2 separate regions of the Homo sapiens genome follow, and region 1 is linked to region 2. Evidence: read pairs that join two places in POLR2A ChIA-PET (ENCODE). Cell type or tissue: PC-9. All regions are shown on one strand. Each heading gives the region's core, and the rest is flanking DNA. Links, peaks and the distances in the headings are about the cores only. Region 1 overlaps POLL (DNA polymerase lambda). Region 2 overlaps OGA (O-GlcNAcase).

Region 1 (9,351 bases), core at 2,832-6,831, 230 kb after region 2:
AATTATTAAAAATAACTATCATTAATTAAAAAATTAGCCAGGCATGGTGGGGTGTGCCTGTAGTCCCAGCTATAAGAGGTTTAGGTGGGAGGATTGATTGAGCCAGGGAGGTTAAGGCTGCAGTGAGCCTTGATCGTACCACTGTACTCCAGCCTGGGTGACAGAGCAAGACCCTGTCTCAAGAGAAACTCCAAAAACCTCAAAAAACTCGTTTTCTTAATTGGACACACTGGGAAACCAAGTATTTCAGAGTACAGAAGGACTGGGGACAGATACAGGGTGAGACCTTTGGTGTCTTAACCTCCCATCACCATCCCCACAGGTACTTGGACCATCCACAGCCCAGCAAGGCAGAGCAGGATGCTTCTATTCCTCCTGGCACCCATGAGGCCCTGCTTCAGACAGCCCTTTCTCCTCCTCCTCCTCCCACCAGGCCTGTGTCTCCTCCCCAAAAGGCAAAAGAGGCACCAAACACCCAAGCCCAGGTCAGGAGCCTCCCATCCCTCAGAACTCCCTTCCCCTAGGAAGCAGATCACAGAAATGGGGTGGGCCTGGTGGCTGTTCAGAAAGTCCCAGGCCCCTGAGAGAGGAGGGCTCTATTGTGAAGCCATTTAGCTCTTCCCAACACTCATCACTGCTGCATTTATCTAGGCCATATCTAACACATACCACTGGGGATCCTAGGGCTAGGCACTGCGTGGAGCCAAAGGGAACGTGGCCTCACACCCAAGGAGATCCAAGTCTGATGCAGAAGGCCCCGCCTCATTCTTAGGTCTGACTAGAAGACCCTCCCCCCGCACAAAGAAGATGACCCCCACCTTTAAGGATCCCTTCTCTTGGAGAACAAGAATTTATTGTTTTCTTTTCTTCTCTATCCCAAGCCCATCTCTGATGATGAAGCCAGTGATGGGGAAGAAACCCAGGTTAGTGCAGCTGATCTGGAAGCCCTCATCAGTGGCCACTACCCCACCTCCCTTGAGGGAGATTGTGAGCCTAGCCCAGCCCCTGCTGTCCTGGATAAGTGGGTCTGTGCACAGCCCTCAAGCCAGAAGGCGACCAATCACAACCTCCATATCACAGAGAAGCTGGAAGTTCTGGCCAAAGCCTACAGTGTTCAGGGAGACAAGTGGAGGGCCCTGGGCTATGCCAAGGCCATCAATGCCCTCAAGAGCTTCCATAAGCCTGTCACCTCGTACCAGGTACCCAGGGGCTAGAGTGGGAGGAGGGGTCTTTACTGGCCAGTGGTTAGTAACCCCAGTGGGGTTCAGGTACAGTGGTGAAGATTTTATGGGGTCTAGGACTTGCACAAAAGAAAAAAAAGGAAAATTGATGAAAGCAGATTGGCAAAATCTTGATAGTTGTTGAAGCTGGGAGATGTACGATACTTGGGGGTTATATGGATCTCTCTACTTTTGAATTTTTTAACATAATTAAAAGTTTTTTATTTTTAATTTTGTTTATTTATTTATTTATTCATTTATTTAGCAGAGATGGTGTTTTGCCGTGTTACCCAGGCTGGTCTTGAACTCCTGGGCTCAAGCAATCTACCCTCGGCTCAGCCCTGCAAAGTGCTGGGATTACAGCCATGAGCCCTTGTGTCCCGCCTAAAAAGTTGTTTAAAAGAAGTTTGGACTCTGAAGCCTAACAGACCAGGGTTTGAACTCTGGTTCCTGTCATTCACTAACTGTGTGACTCCAGACAAGTTACTTAAACTCTCAAAGCATCAGTTTTCTCATTAGTAAAAAGGGGCTACTATTAAATGAAATGGTCCCTGTAGCACAGGACCTGACATAGAGTAAGCCCTCAGTAAATGTTAGCTCTTGCTGTTGGAATGATGATGATGGTGGTGGTGGTGGTGGTGACTAATATCATCATTATTTTCTACTTCTTACTGCTGGTCTCCATCCTTCTGGGAACCAAAAGACAAATTACCCAGCCCTCATTCTATCCAAAATTCTCATCTTCAACTACACCCAAGCTTTACACAGCCACACAGTTGCCAAGCAGCCAGGCTGGCTTTTATGTCAGCATCTGCTAGAGGAGTCAGCTTCCTTTCCACTGGCTCTACCTCTTCCATCTCCTCACTCTTCTTTCTTGCCTCTGCCTCCTCCTCCTCTAGGAGGCCTGCAGTATCCCTGGGATTGGGAAGCGGATGGCTGAGAAAATCATAGAGATCCTGGAGAGCGGGCATTTGCGGAAGCTGGACCATATCAGTGAGAGCGTGCCTGTCTTGGAGCTCTTCTCCAACATCTGGGGAGCTGGGACCAAGACTGCCCAGATGTGGTACCAACAGGTCACACCCTGGCTCAGCCCCTACTTCAGTTTTGCTGTGTCTCAGAGTTCCTGCCCCAGATGTGTGCTGTGCTCTGCCCCAGATCCCTATGCTGTGCTCTGATGGGAATGCACCCACAGTATAGGGAGACCATTTTTCAAGCGGACCAGGACTCATATAGACCCCTCAGCTCCCAGAACAGCCTTGTTGCTTGGTATCCTTAAGAAGGAGTAGACAGGGACAAGAAGTATGTTTCTCAGTCTCCCCAGACCAGCAAGGGCCTTCCTGAGGAGGCCAGGCCTTGACACTGCGTGTCTAGAGCAGTGGTTCCCAATCCTGGCTCTGCCCACAATCACCAGGGCAGCTTGGTAAGGATGAAGATGACAAGGTCCATCCTCAGACTGATGGAATCATGAACGAGCATCTTAGGATAGTGGCAGGGCTGGATGATGGCATGTTTCCCATGCTCCCTGCCTTTCCCAAGTCCTGCTGAGTACAGACCCAACTGCCCCTAGGTTGGTCCTGCCTCTAGCCTTCCCTAGAGTCTGGGGCGATGGAAGCCTTGTGTGTGTGCTCACTCATGCCTCTTCATTGGTCCTGGATCCTTACAGCTTCCCATCTGGCTGCTTTTTTCCAGGGCTTCCGAAGTCTGGAAGACATCCGCAGCCAGGCCTCCCTGACAACCCAGCAGGCCATCGGCCTGAAGCATTACAGTGACTTCCTGGAACGTATGCCCAGGGAGGAGGCTACAGAGATTGAGCAGACAGTAAGCAGGTGTCCCAGAGCAGTGAGGACAGCCAGGTCCTGCTGTAAGGTCTTGGGTCAAAGCCAAGAACCCCCAACTCCTCAGCTGGGGAGGACAGCAGGCAGAGGAAACTGTGGATCACCAGAGGTTGAGCACAGAGCAAGTTAAGACTGAAGCTCCAGGCCCAGAGGTGGGGGTGGGGAGCTTTGGGAGGAAAGAGCTGTAACACCAGCCCTCTAGATTCTGGTTCTCAGTAGTCAGGCCTATTAGGATTGGATTCAATTCTAGACTGATTGGTGTTAGGATTGGGTTAATGTTAGGGTTAGATTACAGGTGAATTATATCTGTACTGAGGTTAGGGTGGGTCAGGGCAGAGGGTTTTAATATTTTATTTTATCTTTTTTTTTTATTTCACCAACTTCTTTGAGAACCTGATGAAAACTGTGGACTGTTTTCTCCCCAAAATGCACAAATGTGCAAAGGTTTATGTCTTTTTCCAGATGTATGGACCTTCTAAAGCCCACGCAAGGCTGGCTCAGGATTTGGGGTAGAGTTGGTGTAAAAGCACAGTGTCAGTAGGATTTGGTTTGGGGCTGGAAGAAAGCTCCATCAAGATGGAGTTAAGACCAGGCACAGTGGCTTATGCCTTTAATCCCAGCACATTGGGAGAACAGGGTGGACAGATCATCTGAGCTCAGGAGCTCGAGACCAGCCTGGCCAACGTGGTGAAACCCTGTCTCTATAAAACATACAAAAATTTCCAGCCTGGCAAACATGGCGAAACCCCGTCTCTACTAAAAATACAAAAAAGTTAGGCGGGTGCCGTGGCTCATGCCTATAATCCCAGTTTCTTGGGAGGCTGAGGTGGGAGATTTGCTTGAACCTGGGAGGCGGAGGTTGCAGCGAGCCAAGATTGTGCCACTGCACTCTAGCCTGGGCAACAGAGCAAGACTCTGTCTGAAAAAAAAAAAAAGATTGAGTTAAAGTTAGGCTTTAATTAGGCGTAGGATTTTCTTAATGTTGGTTGCTTTTAAGTTAAGATTTGTAGTTGTCCAAGAAATAAGATTTGGGTTTGGTTTAGAGTTGGGTTAGCGATTAGGTTCATGTAAAAGCTAGATTAGAGAGACACTGGACTGCATTTAGGGCTAGATGTATCATTTGTTCAATGGGCATTAGGATTAGGAGCTGCTTGTAATAGGCAAGTTTTGCTCACTTTGGTCAGGGATTCTGATAGAGTGGGATCCCATGGAGACTGGCCTAGTTTGATTGAAATCAGCCCCCAGCTCCATTCCAGGCCACAAGGCTATGAGGCCGGTATGAGATGGATGGACAGGCCTCTTTGTCTGCCCATCACCAGGCCTTGGTGCTAGTGATGACACCGTCACTCAGCCATGGTGTCCGGGCATGGAGAATGCCTCAGTCAGTACCCAGCCCATTGGAACAAAAGAGGCTTCCCACCTGGCCTCCTGTGCCCCCATTTAAGGGCTCCAGCCATAGGAGTTTTGATGGGATTACTCACGTGGACCTCCTCCTTCCATTCTCTTGGGAGGCTCAAGAAGGGAGTAAGGGGATTAGCGGAGCCCTCCTGTCAGGATACTTGAGGTGTCCGGGGCCCCAGAATTTTCAGTGTCCTGGGGTGGAGGCAGGAGGCCATCTGCATATGAAAGAACCTCAGTGTCTCAGGGGTGGAGGCTAATGGGTTTATTTTTCCTCAGAGGGACAATCCTTCAGCTGGCAGTTGCTGTCTCAGCTCCCTCCCCACCAAGAAAGGATGTGGGTGTTGGCTCAGAACTGCCCCCTCTTTGCTTTCTTTCCTCTCCTTTCCCACAGGTGCAGCTGTATTTCTGTGCTCCACTTTCTCCTGGGCCTGGGCCTGGCGCATGCTGCCAGCCACCTGCTCAGTCCTCAAACCCCAGCTCACATATTCCAAACCTTTAGCTCCAAATCAGTAGATATCTGGGGCTGCCTAGACCTGGCTGAGGGCTTTCAGCACCTGGCCCCTTGTCCTAAGTGGAGTTTCACAGACCTGGGCACGTGGGCTGGGGCAGGGGCAGAGAGAGTCTGTGTCTCCCTACTCTTAAAGAGCTCCACAGGGCAAGCTCAGTGCCCACTCTCAGAAGCAGAGCCGGCACCTTCTCCCGTCTCTCCTCAGGCTTGCCTCCTGCACAGTGAGCTTTTTCTTCTCTCCTGTCCTAGCGAAGGGAAAGAACAGCAGCTCCTCAGGGTGGATTCCCCTGGGCTTGCAGCAGGCATCTGGAATGGGCATAAGCTGAGGGTGTGGGCCCGAGTCTGGGAAGGCCCTTGTACTGCTGTGGGAGAGGAGCTCCCCACGCACAGCCCCTCACCTGTCACCGCTCTCTTTCCCAGGTCCAGAAAGCAGCCCAGGCCTTTAACTCTGGGCTGCTGTGTGTGGCATGTGGTTCATACCGACGGGGAAAGGCGACCTGTGGTGATGTCGACGTGCTCATCACTCACCCAGATGGCCGGTCCCACCGGGGTATCTTCAGCCGCCTCCTTGACAGTCTTCGGCAGGAAGGTATAAGCTCCATCTCTGGGTGAGCAGGTTGACAGAGGGCAGCACAGGTCTGGGGGCCCCCTCAGAGGGAGAACCTCAGAAGTTCCAGTCCTGAGGCAGGAAGCAGGGGAACAGTGCTTTGCCAGCATCCCATCTCTCTATCGGGGCCGGAATCCTCTCCAGGGAGAGATGGAACAGCCCCGCCACACCTATGTGGAGGTGCTCAGTGAACCCTGCAGGCCAAGTATCTCATCTGATCTTTCTGTGACACTATGGGGGAGATGGGAATTACTATCCATGTTTTACAGAAAAGGAGAAGGGCCCAGAGAGGGTAGTGTCACCCAGCTAATACCTGGGCAAGCCCCAGCTTAGACATCAGGAGAGACCTGGGAGGATGGGACAGCCCAGGCCTGGTTCCCTGCCCTCCCAGCAGTCCCCTCTGTTGGGCCAGGGTTCCTCACAGATGACTTGGTGAGCCAAGAGGAGAATGGTCAGCAACAGAAGTACTTGGGGGTGTGCCGGCTCCCAGGGCCAGGGCGGCGGCACCGGCGCCTGGACATCATCGTGGTGCCCTATAGCGAGTTTGCCTGTGCCCTGCTCTACTTCACCGGCTCTGCACACTTCAACCGCTCCATGCGAGCCCTGGCCAAAACCAAGGGCATGAGTCTGTCAGAACATGCCCTCAGCACTGCTGTGGTCCGGAACACCCATGGCTGCAAGGTGGGGCCTGGCCGAGTGCTGCCCACTCCCACTGAGAAGGATGTCTTCAGGCTCTTAGGCCTCCCCTACCGAGAACCTGCTGAGCGGGACTGGTGACCCATGGCTGGGGGTGCTGAGGAGAGCCGAGTTGGACTGGCTACCCCTCCTGGCCACCCAGTACTCCCTCCAGCCTCAGCTGGCTGAACCTCGCCGCTCCAACCACCAGCTTCCTCAGCGAGCAGGGCCCAGGGCTCTGGGCCTGAAGCAAGAGCCAGCCCGGCTCCCAGTGTCTGCCCGGCTCCCAGTGTCTGCCCAGCCCTCTCCCAGACAGGAGCAGGCTGCCACCCCTTCTACCTCACCACTGCCCCTCGAAGAATTTTGCAAATGGCCCCTTGCCCCATTTTAAGCAGGAGCAGGTGGCTGGTTTGAAGCCCCAGGTATCCCCCTTCCCTGCTATGGGAAAGGCCAAGCTGCTGGGTGGGGACAGAAGCTGCAGGGGAGAGGGAAGCAGCCGTGCTGTCAACATCATCCGGCACCCTCTGGGGTAGGAGAACAGCCATTCCACATGTGTTCCCTCTATCCGTCCTGCTTCCTGGGCAGCTGGTGGTGCTGGGAATGGGGTGCCCCAGCCTTGGTGAGGACAGTGTTGGGAGGCCCAGGGGCCCAGTAAAGTGCATTTGACATTGAACCTGCCTGGTGTCTGAGCTGCTGCAGCCTCTGGCTACCTTGTTCCACCCAGGCAGGGACGACAGAGATGGGAACTGAAAAGAGGAGCCCAGAAAGGCTGTGTTAACTGCCCTCCAGACAGGACTGGCCTGAGTCAGCTCCTAAACTCACAGCAAGGACAGCAGTGGCTGTGACCAGGGAGAATGTTGGAGCCAGGCACCCAGAGCTCCTATCTAGTCATCAGCATCTTCTGCAGGCCCTACCTTAGACCAGGCTATCAGGGGACATGAGCAAAAGTGACAAGACTCAGGAAACCATTAGGAACAACTAAATGGTGACCGTGTACACAGGGATGGGCGGCCAGGGAAGGCTTCCCGGAGGAGGAGAGAGGCAGACTGGCAGGGAAATTGCCTCTGAGAGGAGTCAGCAGGCTCTGTTTGGGGACAATTAAGGAACAGCTTTAGAGAGGACACTGTGTGCTGGGAGTCAGGAGCAGGCTGGGCTGGCAGAGGACTGGAAGCAGAGCTTGGTTTGATAGAGCAGACAGGAGCAGGTCCCGCTGGGGAGTGCGGGATGTCTTCCTGAGGCTGTTTCACAGGGCAGGGAGACTTGGTGGGGGAGTGGGGTCATGGAAGGAGCTTCAGGCAGCCCAAGTATGAGGAGGAGTGGGCACAGAGTCAGAAGGAGACTGTATTGGAGGAGGAGCCTGGAGAGGCCCCATGCTGGGAGTTGGGTGGTGACGCGTGAGGGCAGCTTTGGCTCCACAGGGGGATCCCACCTTGAGTGTGCTGGGTGGGCTACATTTCTGTTGGTAACTTGCAGAGTCCCGGAGCCAGCCTTTGTCTGCCTGGTCTCGATCATGGGATCCTAGCAGCCTGGGAGTAGGCCCCCCAACTCAAGCTCATACCCCTGAAGTGTAAGTCAGGGGGTCTTCCCAGCACTGATCATGTTGGGAAAGGAATCAGAAGCCCACAGGACCTGGAGGGCCCTTTCGCAGCTCAGCACCAACCCAAGAGATGGCCAATCAAAAGCCCAGAAGCCTTCTAGAGGGGCGAGCCTCTCCCCTGAGAGTGTCTACTGCCAGGGACACATGGCTGCCAAGAGCCACAGTGGGGGCCTGGGTAGATAGGAGAGGGGCTGGGGAAAGCCTGGGCCCCCGGGTGTGAAGGCTTGCTTTTGGTCCCACTCTGGACTGGTCCCTCAGTGCCTGCTGCTGTCCCCAGCAAGAGTTGGAGTCAGCAGAAGTCCAAAGATGCGTGTCTGGGTCCAAATGTGGAAGTTGCTTCTCTCCTTTTGCCGCAGCCTGCTCCAGGCCCAAGGAACAGGACCTCCAGGGCTGGGGGTGGAGGGAACCAGTGTGCAGCAGGCCATAGAGTAGCTCGCCCAAGTTTTCCTACACACAGGGAGGTCCCAGAACTGCAGGGAGGGATGCCGCTTACTTCTTTGTCTGAAATCAGGGTCTGACCTCCATTCTTGACATCCCTCCCCATCTGCCTTAACTCCTTCCCCCAGGAGACTCAGAATTCAGAGACTGCCTTGAAACCATGCAGACTCTTGGTCCCACCTCCTGGCCAGGGCAACACAAAGTCGTGGGATAAAGAGGGAGCATGCCCCACCTCCAGTGACCCATCTGGGTGTCCCTTCAGCTGCCCAGTCTGACACAGAAGCCCAGGAGAAGAGCCACTGAGGCAGAGGAGCTAATGGAGGGATTTCTGAGTCTTGAGAAAGGCTGCCCAGTTTGGAGGTAAAATGAGGTGAAATGAGGTTCTCTGAGTCCAAGTAAGCAAGGAATATGAATATTGGGGGTTCCCAGGCACTTTAGCGCTGAACCAGGTTCTCGAACAGGCTTTCAGCCCAGTCTCCCATTCATCCTGAATGGAGAGAGACTCCATTTCAGGGCCCTGGTGGTAACTGGGGTCCTGTCCAGCAGCTGAGCACCCCGCACACCTACCACCCAGTCACCACCTGGCCTGGAGTAGGCAGAGAGACCCCACAAGCCTGCTCCCTGCTCCAGCCCAGTTCTTCATCACTCTGTCCCTGAGCCAGGGTTGTCCTTGGACAGGCCACGTGTGGCAGGCAGAATAATGGTCCACTGAAGATGTCCATGTCTTAATCCCTGGAACCTGTGAATATGTCACCTTAGTTGGCTAGAGGGACTTTGCAGTTGTGATGAAGCTTAAGCATTTTGAGATGAGGTGATTATGCTGAGTAATCCTGTGGGCCCAGTGTAAACATGAGTTCTTAAGAGCTACAGTCAGGGCCGGGTGTGGTGGCTGACGCCTGTAATCCCAACACTTTGCGAGGCCAAGGCGGGTTGATTGCTTGAGCCTGGGAGTTTGAGACCAGCCTGGTCAACATGGCAAAACCCCATCTCTACCAAAAAAAAAAAAAAAAAAATTCAAAAGTTAGCTAGGCATGGCCAGACCTAGTGGTGCCTATAATCCCAGCTACTTG
Region 2 (9,351 bases), core at 757-4,756:
AGAAAATTGCCCTCTTTCCCAGCTACTGTACTTTGCTCTCGAGGGATGAAACTTTGGCTTTAATCACAGATTCTCGAAGTATCTGAGATGCGTAATTGGAATTTAGTGACCGCAGAAGCGGCTTTAAAAATGCCCTTCTCGCCTTTTTTCCCATTTACAGTCGAAAAGAACGATGGACTTTTTGGTAGTGAGGGAAAATTACCAGATGCTTGTTTCAGTTTCTGGATGAGAATGGACAGATAGTCCACCTTGCAGCTCTGTAGAGGCACGAATCGGTTACATTATTAGTCTTTCCGCAGTTACAGCATGTATTTGAATTTTCTGAAGTATTTTGGCCGATTCAGAGTTTCCTAGATGTCTGTTTTATATCTCTCTCGTATGTAATGGCGTGGATAAGGGTAAAAAATATATATATTTAAAAAACCAAAAAGGTATGGAAAAAGGATTGCTCTCGACGTTGAGAACATCAGCTTTTCTGTTTTTTTTCACCATATAAATTAGAGTATTCTTTCGAAAAATGGGTGGTGGTTATGGTACAGACCATAACAGGCTACTTTGCTGCTACAGTAAGGCATGAAAGAGTTCAGCGAAGTTAACTGTCTTGCAGAATTTGGGGGATTACAGAATGGAAAACTGCTATATAGTATTCATCAAAAATGATTGCATTGTGTGACTTATATCGTTGTATTTATTGGCTTGAGTGCAGGGAGATTTTAGAAAAAGAATCTGGTTTTTGTTATCAAAGATCTTGGAGTGGGGATGAGAGAGTGCTGGGAAATTTCGGAGCTAGACTGGAATGAGTCTAAGGAAACTTGCCAGTCCATTATACCTTCAGTTATAAAAGGAGAAAACTCATTTGGTTTAAATTCGTTTGTTTAGAATAGCATTAAAAGGCGATTCTTCCTATTTAAAGAACAGAGTTGTCTGCCATTCTCTCGTTTATTCCTCCTCCCTCCCGTGCCCTTGTATATTTTCTTAGTGACTGAGCACCTGAGCCAGCACTGATTTTTTGTGTGTTTTGTTGTTTTTGTTTTGGGAGACGGAGTCTCGCTCTGTCGCCCAGGCTGGAGTGCAGTGGCGTGATCGCGGCTCACTGCAACCTCCGCCTCCCGGGTTCGAGCAATTCTCCTCCCTCACCCTCCCAAGTAGCTGGGACTGCAGACACGGGCCCGGCTAATTTTTTGTATTTTAGTAGAAACGGGTTTCACCGTGTTGCCCAGGCAGGTTTCCACCTACGGAGCTCAGGCAGTCCGCCCGCCTCGGTCTTCCAAAGTGCTAAGATTACAGGCGTGAACTACCGCGCCTGGCTTTTTTTTTTTTTTTTTTTTTTTTTTTCTCTCTTTTTGATACCTCTTGGTTGGCACCAGCCGTAAAATGAATGAGCATAGAAATACTATAGTTACTGCTAGGATTTCTTTTTTGTTTTCTTTCCATCACAAAACTCTCTTGGTTTTTAACTTACATTAACAGCATTGCTTCCTCTTTGTGGTGCCAGTCAACCGAAACCATGAACCTGACTCTCAAAAGAGCCAAGGTAGGGTTTCTAAAGATTAAAATGTTTAATTAAGCTAGACATTTGAAAAGTCTTTTTTTATATTGGAGCAACTCTGAAAGGATGTTTAATGCCTACTCCTTAAAAAAAAAATGATAATGCTAAGTGCCGTAGGGATGCTAAAGACTTGTATAGGTCTGCCTGATCAAGAATATTTTATATTGGCCGGGCGCGGTGGCTCACGCCTGTAATCCCAGCACTTTGGGAGGCCGAGGCGGGCGGATCACGAGGTCAGGAGATCGATACTAGCCTGGCCAACATGGCGAAACCCTGTCTCTACTAAAAATAGAAAAAATTAGCCGGGCGTGGTGGCGGGCTCCTGTAATCCCAACTACTCGGGAGGCTGAGACAGGAGAATCGCTTGAACCCGGGAGTTGGAGGCGTAGATTGCATTGAGCCGAGATAGTGCCACTGCACTCCAGCCTGGGCGACAGAGTGAGATTCCGCCTGAGAAAAAAAAAAAAGAATATTTTGTATCACTTGTGAGAGGCTAACATTAGATTGTCCAGATGAAAGTGCTACAGTTATACATTGGTATGTAATGAATTTTAATTTGGTCTGTCATTGTCCTTTTTGTGGTGCAGAGGAGTCATTCTGCCTAGAGATTGGAGCTAAAATACATTGCAGAAATTTGTTTTAGACTAGTCTCTTATGTAGATTGTGTGGGTTTATGTAGAACATTTTGTGTTCAGAATGCTTTTATTAACCTTCTTCATGGTACTCTTGAGAGGCTGTCCTTATCTCTTACTGATGATTAGACTGAGACAAGTGGAAAGTAAAGGTTAGACAAGATGTAAAGTGTGTGGTTTGAGCTGTGATGAGCACACTAGGGAGTTCCAGATACCAGTTTGATGCTTATTCAACCATTTAGGTTATCGGTCTGCGAGTTTGTTTTCTGCAGTGTGTGCATAACTAGTGTTTTGTCCTCTTAGAGGATACTCTGGGGACATTCTTGAGTTTTCTTTGTTTATTCCTTTCCGTTTAAGGACCAGAAGTAATATTCTTGAATTTTCATTTGTTCAGATCTTTGCTCTGTAATTAAGATTGCGTGAGAGTTTGTTGTTTGGGCCAGTTAGGCTGTTGAATTTCTTGGGAATGTGGTTTCAGGCATTTTTTGGTCCCTTTGATTATATCATTGTATGTGGAACTTTTTTTGAGAGAGAGAGTTTTGCTCTGTCACCTAGGCTGGAATGCAATGGCGCGGATCTTGGCTCACCGCAGCCTCCGCCTCCTGGATTCAAGCAGTTCTCCTGCCCTAGCCTCCCAAGTAACTGGAATTCCAGTCCTGGCCAGGAACTTTTTTTAAAAAAGAGGAGCACGATCATAAAATTAAGTCAGATTCTTTCCTAATCCTATCTCTGATTTGTTTTTAATTGCTTTACCTGTTTATCTCCCCTCACCCTTTTGTTGTTGTTGTTTGAGATGGAGTCTTGCTCTGTAGCCCAGGCTGTAGTGCAGTGACGCAGTCTCGGCTCACTGCAAGTCCGTCTCCCAGGTTCAAGTGATTGTTGTTTCTCAGCCTCCCAAATAGCTGGGATTACAGGCATTTGCCACCATACCTGGCTAATTTTTGTATTTTTAGTAGAGACATGGTTTCACCATGTTGGCCAGGCTGGGTCTGGAACTCCTGACCTCAAGTGATCTACCTGCCTCAGCCTCCCAAAGTGCTGGGATTACAGGCGTGGGTCACCTCACCCGGCCTCCCCTCACCCTTTCTAAAGCAGTTTTACTATCATTCTAGGAAGTAATTGTTACTGTTGGCAGCTTGTATTACATTGCTGCCGTTCCCCATTATAAGATTGAGATCTCTTAAAAAATTGGAATTAAATATATTTGGACTTTATCAACAGTGGAAAGATGATAGATGTTTGTTTTAAAATAACTATCACCTAAGTAACTAATGTCATGGTAGAAAAAATAAAAAAAATTACCTAAGCAAAAATGGAATAAAAGTCACCTTGTAACGTCACCACCCAAAGATTAAAGGAACCTTAGTATTTTATTAAATATCCTTCCGATTTGGTGTATTTTATGCTTTTTACAAAATAGGATTGTATTATATGTTTTGTAACTTGCTTTTCTCAATAAAGCTTACCACATTTTAAAACTGAATATAATTTCATTCTTACTTTGAATCTAGGATTTTATGGAAGACCTTGGGTTATGGAACAGAGAAAAGAACTCTTTAGAAGGTAAATCTTCATTATATGAAGGAGAGAGGAGAACCTTAAACTCTTAACATTTTCTTTTGTTTGAAGAAATACTAACAGTGAATAGCCCAGGTGCATTTTGATGGTTTCTCAATTGCAGAAGTTATTTTACCTTGGTCCCTTTTTTCTTCACCTAGGCCTTTGATTTTCAAACTTTTCCTGGGGAGCTGAATAAGTTTTGGGCTTCACCTTACCCAGAGCTGTTGTGTTTTTTAAGAGTGTTTTGTATGTTGGCATACATTGTAATACTTAATTTTTTTAAATTCCACTGATTACAAAAAGGTTAAAAGCTACTGTCATAGAATATTAGCTTTGTATGAGATGGAGATGCTCCAAGAAGAGGGAAATGGAGATTGACAGCCTATGAATGTTGCCTGTTTATACATATGTAATTTTCTTTCTCCTTAAGGCTCCAGAAATGGGAATTAAATACATACTTGTATGCCCCAAAAGATGACTACAAACATAGGATGTTTTGGCGAGAGATGTATTCAGTGGAGGAAGCTGGTAATCTTTTTCTTTTTATCCATAAATTCAAAATCTGTGAAGAAAACGGTTATATTTTAAATGTAGTTGTACAAGAATTTTATGACATTTTATTTTTATTTTGTAGGTAGTTTCCTTTTCTTCTATCTGGTAACTATTCAGTTAGCTGAGATTGAAAGAGTGCTCTGCGCTAGCAAGGTCATGACCATATGTGTGATATCATGGGCGTGCTAGGCTGACTCCATCTGTTCTGTGGTCATAGATTGTGCTGCTTACTTCTGCCAGTGGATTAAACAGTGGGCCACTGGGCAAAGAAGTGCTGGAGCTGGGCTAGGCCCAGGGCAAGGCAAGTGAGGCACGTACCTTGGGTGCAAATTTTAAGGGACCCCCAAAAAGTAATCAACATAAATAATATTTTATGCAATTTTTTTAAAAAACCAAAATTAATGCAGAAATTCATGATGTACACAATGCTAAAATTTTAGGTAAAGACAGGATCAGCACTACTGATTGTTCCTTTTGCTTCAGGCTCTAGTATGGCTTGGCCTTGTCAGCAGTTACTGGTCCTTAAACCCTAGTCCAGGAAAGTGGGAAGCCATTAATAGGCTGTCTTTGGGTTTTGTTTTGTTTTGTTTTGTTTTTTGAGACAGAGTCTTGCTCTGTCCCCCAGGCTGGAGTGCAGTGGTGCGATCTCGGCTAACTGCAAACCTCGCCCTCCCGAGTTCAAGAGATTCTGCTGCCTCAGCCTCCCAAAGTGCTGGGATTACAGGCTTGAGCTCCTGTGCCCGGCCGGCCTGCTATGGGTATACTTAACGTTGAGTTGGTTACATAAAATTGATAAAAAGTAGTATAGCATTGAACCGCCAAATTAGAGAGGTGCTTTTCTTTGGGAACTTGTAAATGGTGAAACATTTTTGTACTTGAAATTAAATGGTATACGCATATAGCTAACAAGATATTTGGTTACAGAGCCCAGCCAAGGCACAGAAGGCTGAAAGTTTTCTTGAATTACAAAGAAGCAATTACAGCTTACCCCATCTCCATCTAGTGTTGTGGTTTACTACTCTATTTAAGTGTGCCTTCAACTTAATTACTTTCTGGTGGTGCTGGTAATGAAACTTAATGTGATCAATAATCAAAATAGAGTAAAAATGACTATCTTGAGATACTACTGAAAATTATTCAAAAATATGTCTTATAGTATATACTAGTAGTAGTTAAGTTGATTTAGGAAAATTGTCAATTGATAATTTTAAAAGGTTAAAATCTATAATTAATGTTTTTCCCATAGATAGAAACAGGTCAAGATTGTTAAGGCCATGACTTAACTCTGGTTCTTTTTCTTTTTCTTTTTTTGGAGACAGCGTTTGTCACTTTGTTACCCAGGCTGGAGTGCAGTGACTCACTGCAATTTTGATCTCCCCGGCTCAAGCAATCCTCCCGCCTCAGTCCCCCAAGTAGCTGGGACTACAAGCGCGGGTCACCACACCCAGCTAATTTTTGTATATTTTGTAGAGAGAGGGGTTTGCCATGTTGCCTGTGCTGGTCTCAAACTCCTGAACTCAAGCAGTCAACTTGCCGTGGCCTCTCAAAGTGCTGGGATTACAGGTGTGATTCATTTTTTTTTTTTTTTTTTTTTTTTTTCATTTTTTTTCATTTTTTGAGATGGAGTCTTGCTGTGTCGTCCAGACTGGGGTGCAGTGGTGCGATCTTGGCTCACTGCAACCTCTGCCTCCAGGGTTCAAGCAATTCTCCTGCCTCAGCCTCCCTAGTAGTTGGGATTACAAGTATGCGCCACCACGCCTGGCTAATTTTTGTATTTTTAGTAGAGATGGGGTTTCACAATGTTGACCAGGCTGGTCTCAAACTCCTGACCTCAGGCAGTCCTCCTGCCTGGCCTCCCAAAGTCCTGGGGTTACAGGCATGAGCCATTGGGCCTGGCCTACCCTGATTCTTAAGAAAGCATTTTCTTTCTTTCATATTATAAAGTAGTTATGTGTAGGTTTATTTAGTTAGGAATTCCAGCTGTTCAGAGATGGCAAAACAAAAAAAAAAAGCAAGATCCAGTACCATGGCTCATGCCTGCAATCCCAACACTGTAAGAGGCTAAGGCAGGCGGATCACTTGAGGCCAGGAGTTCGAGACCAGCCTGGGCAATATGGCAAAACCCTCATCTCTACTAAACAAAAATTAGCCGGGTATGCCTGTAATCCCACCTACTCAGGAGGTGGAGGTTGCAGTGAGTCAGGATCGTGCCACTGCACTCCAGCCTTGGGCAACAGAGCAAGGCTCTCAAAATAAAAAAGCAGCGGCTGCATTTTATGCCTTTCAAATGCTGCAGGAAATAGAAATGGCTTAAGTTCAGTAAGAGAATTGACAATTCAGTGTTTTTGAGAAGTGGCAATGAAAGGGAGGAAAATGTTTATTGATTTTAGCCTGTTTCCCCAAAAGGATAAGAAACTATTTGGAAGTGAAAAAGAAGGGCCTCTTATTTTCTGTTGGTTCAGATTTCAAAGGTGTGAAAACTATTCTTTTTCCCTTACTGTGACATTAAATCACTTCAGGCTTGTACCATTTTGTATGGCCTGTTGTTAAGTTGGACATGACAATTTGTAAAATGTGAGGATCTTTTCCTTTCTTGTAAGTTAGAAGAAATAACCTCTTCAGTTAAACCTTCAGTGAAGGTTCTTTTAGTTTTCTGTTCTGCTTTCTAAAAACATAGACTCTGTTCTTTAGAGCAACTTATGACTCTCATCTCTGCTGCACGAGAATATGAGATAGAGTTCATCTATGCGATCTCACCTGGATTGGATATCACTTTTTCTAACCCCAAGGAAGTATCCACATTGAAACGTAAATTGGACCAGGTAACTCCTTACTTTTTATTCATTTTTCCTGACTATGTACTTGAAACTAGAAGTTTACTCAGTTGCTTTTACGATGTTAAAAGGAAATCAAATTCCTATTTCTTTGTTTTCTTTTTTTGTTTGTTTGTTTTGTTTTTTGAGACAGAGTCTTGCTCTGTCGCCCAGACTGGAGTGCAGTGGCACAATCTCGGCTCACTGCAACCTCCTCCGCCTCCCGGGTTCAAGTGATTCTCCTGCCTCAGCTTCCCGAGTAGCTGGGACTATAGGTGCGTGCCATCATGCCTGGCTAATTTTTGTATTTTTAGTAGAGACAGGGCCTTCACCATGCCAGCCAGGCTGGTCTCGAACTGCTCACCTCATGATCTTCCCAAAGTGCTGGGATTACAGGTGTGAGTCACCATGCCTGGTTTTTTATTTCTTTGTTTCTATAAGAATTTTTTTTACTTTGAATGCTTTTTTTTTCTTTTTTTTTTTTTTTGAGACAGAGTCTTGCCCTGTTGCCTGGAGTGCAGTGGCCCAATCTCGGCTCACTGCAACCTCCACCTCCCAAGTTCAAGCGATTCTCATGCCTCAGCCTCCTGAGTAGCTGTTACAGGCACACCACCATGCCTGGCTAATTTTTATATTTTTAGTAGAGACAGGGTTTTGCCACGTTGGCCAGGCTGGTCTCGAACTCCTGACTTTAGGTGATTCACCCACTTCAGCCTCCCAGAGTGCCGGGATTACAGTCGTGCGCCAGTGCACCCAGCCTTGAATCCTTCTGATAGAGGAATATTTTCCAAATTAAGTAAAAAGAGCTTTACTGGAGGTACTAGTTCTTCTCAAATTTCAGTTTGCATAAGAACTGCCTTAAAAGAATGATTAGAAGTGAAGCTTGGAAGAATGCTGACTGCTGGACTTTATTTCCCAAATGGATAAGGTGGGGACCGGGAATCTAGGTGATTGGTGGTCAAGAACCACATTTTGAGAAATTATATATACCCTAGGCTGCTTGGCTTGAATTTACACCTGAGATTACAGAAACAGGGTTTTACCTATTAGACATTAGTTTCTTCAATTATATGGACGAAGAGATGTCTGGAAATGGCTAGTTTCCCAAGATGAGAAGAAAAACAGACTAGGTGAACCTAATTGAGTGTAAAGTCTGCTTAATGTAAAAGCTGCAGACTTCCTTTGGTCCAATGTAGGGGGCTTCCATTTTCCTTTTTTTTTTTGAAACTGAGTCTTGCTCTGTCGCCCAGGCTGGAGTGCAGTGGCGCGATCTCAGCTCATTGCAACCTCTACCTCCTGGGTTCAAGCAATTCTCTGGCCTCAGCCTCCTGAGTAACGGGGATTACAGGCATGTGCTACCACACCTGGCTAATTTTTTTGTATTTTTAGTAGAGATGGGGTTTCACCATGTTTGCCAGGCTGGTCTCGAACTCCTAACCTCATGGTTTGCCCGCCTCGGCCTCCCAAAGTGCTGGGATTACAAGTGTGAGCCACTGCGCCCGGCCCCATTTTTCTGTTATTTTAGTTTGCTGGTTTTTCTATATACATGTCTTATTTCTTTAGGCAAAGATTTATATGGGTGGCATTAAAATGTCTGGTAAAAAATTTAAGGCAGTTGAAATTTTCATGAATGAAGTTATTTTACTATTTGATAAAATTCTATTCTTTCTGATTCATACCTGGTTAGGTTTATCTGCAAAGGGATCAGTGTGCCTTTTGGGACTAGGACACAGCCTGGCTTTTTCATGTCTTAAGGTTACTTACTCATGTTTCTGTATTTTTCTGACTTTGTTGGGTCTTCTACAATCAGCAGCAGCCCATGAGGACTAGGAGGCTAGGCCACTTTGTTGGATCATATTGTCATATAAGTTGAGTATCCCTAATTCAGAAATCTGAAATGTTCCAAAATATGAAACTCTTTGAGCTCCATAAAATTCAAAGGAAATGCTCATTGGAGCATTTCAGATTTTGGATTTTCAGGTTAGGGATGCTGAATATAATACAGATATTCCAAAATCCAGGAAAAAACAAAAATGAAAATCCAAAACATTTTTGGTCCCAAGCATTTCAGATAAGGAATACTCAGCCTGTAGTGCATTCAAACCCAAATGAGAAATGGGTCCCAAAACTGTTTAACTTACGATTTTTTAATTGAAAATGTAAAAACAATAAATCTGTCTTTGAACATTCTAGTAAGGAAAATACTGGATTTTAAGTATAACTGTTAACGCTGTAATGTTTGGAA

What was found. ChIA-PET counts read pairs that join two places held together with the same protein. Peaks named below come from ENCODE experiments on the same cell type or tissue, not always from the same donor. Only the 100,000 strongest peaks of a DNase experiment are listed, where the experiment ranks them.
Region 1: POLR2A ChIA-PET joins it to region 2 with 8 read pairs; 13 of 35 experiments call an interaction of 5 or more read pairs at or near these places.

Annotation. Positions count from the first base shown.
Region 1 is chr10:101,576,450-101,585,800 of GRCh38, reverse strand. It overlaps POLL (DNA polymerase lambda), which reads left to right. Exons shown (of 9, transcript NM_001174084.2): 4 at 323-485; 5 at 882-1,199; 6 at 2,120-2,293; 7 at 2,910-3,038; 8 at 5,385-5,553; 9 at 5,984-6,919. The coding sequence ends at 6,348. Among named protein-coding and RNA genes, the nearest start is that of POLL, 7.1 kb to the left of the region's middle. In PC-9, for the core only: no CTCF peak of the experiment used is centred there; no DNase peak of the experiment used is centred there.
Region 2 is chr10:101,807,948-101,817,298 of GRCh38, reverse strand. It overlaps OGA (O-GlcNAcase), which reads left to right. Exons shown (of 16, transcript NM_012215.5): 2 at 3,693-3,744; 3 at 4,172-4,269; 4 at 6,985-7,115. Among named protein-coding and RNA genes, the nearest start is that of OGA, 5.8 kb to the left of the region's middle. In PC-9, for the core only: no CTCF peak of the experiment used is centred there; no DNase peak of the experiment used is centred there; H3K4me3 peaks cover 2,015 bases; H3K27ac peaks cover 281 bases.